Regions from separate parts of the Homo sapiens genome. Here region 1 is linked to region 2. A link is an interaction called in ENCODE POLR2A ChIA-PET data of the cell type or tissue named here. Cell type or tissue: IMR-90. All regions are shown on one strand. Region 1 overlaps NDUFA12 (NADH:ubiquinone oxidoreductase subunit A12). Region 2 overlaps NR2C1 (nuclear receptor subfamily 2 group C member 1).

What was found. ChIA-PET counts read pairs that join two places held together with the same protein. Peaks named below come from ENCODE experiments on the same cell type or tissue, not always from the same donor. Only the 100,000 strongest peaks of a DNase experiment are listed, where the experiment ranks them.
Region 1: POLR2A ChIA-PET joins it to region 2 with 11 read pairs; 6 of 35 experiments call an interaction of 5 or more read pairs at or near these places.

Annotation. Positions count from the first base shown.
Region 1 is chr12:94,982,705-94,985,204 of GRCh38, forward strand. The region is part of intron 3 of NDUFA12 (NADH:ubiquinone oxidoreductase subunit A12); the gene reads right to left. Among named protein-coding and RNA genes, the nearest start is that of NDUFA12, 20 kb to the right of the region's middle. In IMR-90, no CTCF peak of the experiment used is centred here; DNase peaks (open chromatin) are centred at 1,217 and 1,617; H3K27ac peaks cover 1,323 bases.
Region 2 is chr12:95,055,803-95,058,302 of GRCh38, forward strand. NR2C1 (nuclear receptor subfamily 2 group C member 1) reads right to left here. Exons shown (of 14, transcript NM_003297.4): 6 at 1,929-2,076; 7 at 1,751-1,841. Among named protein-coding and RNA genes, the nearest start is that of NR2C1, 17 kb to the right of the region's middle. RefSeq lists an enhancer at 1-563. In IMR-90, no CTCF peak of the experiment used is centred here; no DNase peak of the experiment used is centred here.

The sequences.
Region 1 (2,500 bases), 73 kb before region 2:
AAGGCATAGCTTCAGGATTCCCTTTCCCACAGGGTCATGCCAGTTCTAAGAGCAGCAGCACTCACCAGGCATTTCTAATTCCTCTCAATCCAGAGGCAATTTCCCAATCAGAGGTCGATTTTATATTGCAATACTGTTAAAACAATTTTATCTGGTTTCCAGGATAACAGAGCTAGGCATTTAACTGAAGGTCATATTCTCCTAACCCTTAATTTATAAAGTTAAGTTGAATACTACACTAGATAAAATCAAACCAAAATCCTATCTCCAGCATCAATCTCTAGCCTAACCAACAGGCTAGTTTTCAACTGTCTACTCACCTTCTCACGTGGTCGTCTATCAAGCTTCTCATACTTAACGTAGACTACCTCTTCTAAACCTGCTCCCCCTACTCCACTCTTCCCTATCTCAGTAACTGTACCTCTAGTAGTTCAGGCCAAAAATATTGAAGTCATCCTTGACTGGTTTTTCTCTCAAAAGCCAATCAATCAGCAACTCCTGCTGACCCCATCTTACTTGGCACCCTCTAAGAGGGCCTCCAACGATCACTGCCTCCTGGTATTCACACCCTTGTATAATACCCTCATTTTAAGTGTGGCTGGACTGATTGACTTGCTTCTAATAAATAGACAACTGAAGTATGGGATATCACTTCCTAGATGAGGTTTAAAAAGACTGTTCCTTCCACCTTGGTCTGGGGAAGCCAGACGCCATGTCAAGAGGTGGCCTGTGCAGAGGTCTACTGAATGAGCTGGGAAGCAAATCTTCTGAGGTCTGTCTACAGCCACATGAGTAAGTGTGGCAGTGGGTCCTTCCCAAGTCAAACCTTGAGAGCACAGCAGCCTCAGAGAAGATCTCAGCTGTAACCTTGTGAGACCCTGAGCCTGGGGCACCCAGCTAAGCTACACTCAAATTGCTGTGAGATAACATTTACTGTCTTAAGCTAAGTTTAGGATAACTTGTTCCACAGTATAGACAACTAATACGATCCCAAATCTCACAACCTGCATCACTAGCACCCTAGTCCAACCCCATCAACAGCCTAGGCCATGACTTACAACAGCTTCTTAAGTGAGTAGCCTGCTTCCACACTTGCCTTGCCTCCTTCCTTTATTCTTCACAGCAACCACAGAGATGCTTTAAAAATGTAAATCAGAGTGCAAAAGTCATTAAGTGGGCCCGAGGAATGTAGCACTTGGTATGTGAGGGAGGGTGTTGCGGTAGCCCAGCAAGATGTGTCAGAGCCTTTGTGGGGAGAAGAGCCTGTCCACACAAGGAGAAGGGAGGGTGGCAAGCTGGTTTGGGGTGCTGGAGGCAAAATAGGGTAAGGAGGAAGTCCAGTGGGGGAGGGGGGATGAGAGGGCAGCAATGGGAACTTAGTTACACACAGTGGAATTGATCAAATAACTATATTAAGAAGAAACCAGCTATAAATGTGGAAAGGGAGAAAACTGGAGTGTAAACTGTAGTGCTGGACTGCCGTCAGTGGTACTGGTGGGGACACACAATCATTACCCATGTTTCCTAGCTTGTCCACTGAGAAGGCCTGGAAGCACTGACATTCCAATAATGATGAGCACATCTGACATTCATATCTTAGTTTCTAATACCACTCTCCACTAAAAAACAAGCAAACGGCCGGGTGTGGTGGCTCATGCCTGTAATCCCAGCACTTTGGGAGGCCAAGGTGGGTGAATCACCTGAGGTTGGGAGTTCAAGACCAGCTGACGCAGGAGAATCGCTTGAACCCAGAGGCGGAGGTTGCGGTTGAGCTGAGATTGCGCCATTGCACTCCAGCCTGGGCAGTAAGAGTGAAACTCCGTCTCCAAAGAAACAAAAAAGCAACAAAAAAAAGCAAACAAACACAGGGCTCCTCAGAGAAATGGCTGTCTCCAAGGCTGGAACAGAGAAACTCTAAGATGAACCTGGAACACCTCATGTCAGAAAGTAAGAAGGTGCTCCAAGAATGATGAAGACTTTTCAAAATGACCCCCTCTAATGCTAATAGCCAAAAAAAAAAAACAACAAAAAACCCATATATATATAATATATATATATGGAATTAAAAAAACTCACCATCCTGGCCAACATGGTGAAACCCCATCTCTATTAAAAATACAAAAATTAGCTGGGCGTGGCAGCGCACGCCTGTAATCCCAGCTACTCGGGCGGCTGAGGCAGGAGAATTGCTTGAACCTGGGAAGCAGAGGTTGCAGTGAGTCAAGATCGCACCACTGCACTCCAGCCTGGCAACAGAGCGAGACTCTATCTCAAAAATTAAAATTAACATAACATAACATAAAATAAGATAAAATAAAATAAAATAAAAGCAAAGTGGCTGGGCATGATGGCTCATGCCTGTAATCCCAGCATTTTGATAGGCCAAGGTGGGAGGATTATTTGAGGCCAGGAGTTACAGACCTGCCTGGGTAACATAGGGAGACTGTGTTTTTATAAAAAAAATTTTTAAATTAGTCGGGCATGGTGGCACATGGCTGCA
Region 2 (2,500 bases):
ATTAGCCGGGCGTGGTGGCGGGCGCCTGTAATCCCAGCTACTTGGGAGGCTGAGGCAGGAGAATGGCGTGAACCCAGGAGGCGGAGGCTGCAGTGAGCCGAGATCGGGACACTGCACTCCAGACGGGGTAACAGAGCAAGACTCCGTCTCAAAAAAAAAAAAAAAAAAAAAAATCAGATCCCAGCTAGGTAGGGAGGCTCATGCACATAACCCCAGCAATCTGGAAGGCTGAGGTGGGAGGGTCACTTGAGCCCAGGAGTTCGAGACCAGCTGGGTAACACAATGAAACTCGGTCTCTACAAAAATAGGAAAAATTAGCCAGGCACAGTGTCACGTGCCTGCAGCCCTAGCTTCTTGGGAGGCTGAGGTGAGAGGATCCCTGGAGCCTGAGAGGACGAGGCTGCAGCAAGCCATTACTGTGCCACCACCGTACCCCCAGCTTGGGTGACAAGAGGGGACCCTGTTTAAAAAACAAACATGGTTGAGAGAAACCCTGATCATAGGCTTCCTAAAATCTGTTTTCAGATATGAGTTTTCAGGAGAAATTTTTGCTTCTTGTTCTCCCAAAGGGCTTCTGACAAGTACAGAAACTCTTCATGTTCAATTTAAATAAACAAACTGTTTTTCCTTTAGACCCTTGGTCTAACATAGAGCTGCTCCAATCTCTAAGAGAACTGGATGACTTGGATACATAAAAGGAGAGCTCTTGCAGTCCTATTCCTACTCTTGACTCAAGTAAATATTTTGATGGAGGTGAGCTAAGAATTTCCTTTTACCTGAAATATTTTAAGTATTTTGGCACTAAAAAATAAAAAAAGTATTTTGGCACTAACAAATCTGTAAGGGAGCATAAAAGAAATATTAAGAATTGTACGGCTGGGCGTGCTGGCTCACGCCTGTAATCCCAGCACTTTGGGAGGCCAAGGCGGGTGGATCACGAGGTCAGGCGATCGAGACCATCCTGGCTAACAAGGTGAAACCCCGTCTCTACTAAAAATACAAAAAAATTAGCTGGGTGTGGTGGCAGGTGCCTGTAGTCCCAGCTATTCAGGAGGCTGAGGCAGGAGAATGGCGGGAACCCGGGAAGCGGAGCTTGCAGTGAGCCGAGACTGTGCCACTGCACTCTAGCCTCGGCAACAGAGTGAGACTCCATCTCAAAAAAAAAAAAAAAAAGACTTTTACACCTATAATAAATGTCTTACTGAGGACTCGTATTTCAAGATGAGGGAAGAGTACGTGTTTGTTGCTTTCATGTTGAAGGGATAATCATCCTAGTGAAATTATGAACATTTCTGATTTTTTTTTTTTTTTTTTTTTTTGAGACAGAGTTTCGCTCTTGTTGCCCAGGCGGGAGTGCAATGGCACTATCTCGGCTCACTGCAACCTCCACCTACCGGGTTCAAGCGATTCTCCTGCCTCAGCCTCCCGAGTAGCTGGGATTACAGGCATGCGCCACCACGCCCAGTTAATTTTTCCATTTTTACTGGAGACGGGGTTTCTCCATGTTGGTCAGGCTGGTCTTGAACTTCTGACCTCAAGCGATCCATGTGCCTCGGCCTCCCAAAGTGCTGGGATTACAGATGTGAGCCACTGTGCCCAGCCGAACATTTCTAATTTATATTAAAAAAAAAAAGGCAACTTGTAATATGGAATATTTAAGAACAAAGCAATTTACCAAAGCAAAGGAAGTGATTAGAAAACATTTTAAAATGCTTAAAATTATCTAAGCTTTAAATTGTACTAAACACACCTTATCTGATGTCATCAGCACAGCTGACTCAGTTTTTACTCCAGATGGATGAATATTCATGAACATTCCTGAATCTAACAGTCCTGTTGACCTGTAACAAATCAGCACAAATTTTGGCCTGAGTTTCATTGGGAAGAAAAACAAAATGACCAGCTACTCAGTGTCTGTTTTACTTTACCTTGTACTTTCACTATCTGTTACAAAAGTTGGAGTTGCAGTTAATGGGCTACGAAGGTCCTTTCGGATATAGATTTTTTCTGTTGAAGCGGCACAGTTGGAAGATTTTTCTCGTGATACTTCAATGGGTTTTCTTTCACATTGGACAGCTACAAAAATGTGTTAAACTATTATATCACAATATAGGATTTACAGACAATTAGAAATGTAAGCTGTAGGTAAGCTTAATGCTGCTAATAGGAGACATGGCTACCATACTAAACTCCAAAGATAACCATCAATCTTTAGAAATTATGTGCAAGTTCAACAAAGTTGCTTTAGATTAGTAAAACAAACCAATTTGCATCTCTCATTCTTTTTGCCAAACACAAACTACAAATACGTGCTTTTTACACAGGTATTCAATAAATATTAGTTGAATAAATAAAAAAGTACATACGTAGGTCTGTATTCTTATATTTTTAGTTGGAAAACTGTAAACTAAAAAGTATACATATTTGACATATTTTGTTAATTTCAATACTCTTGTAGTTTGCTGGAATCTTTAAAAAGTATTTTCTCCTTAAAAGCTAA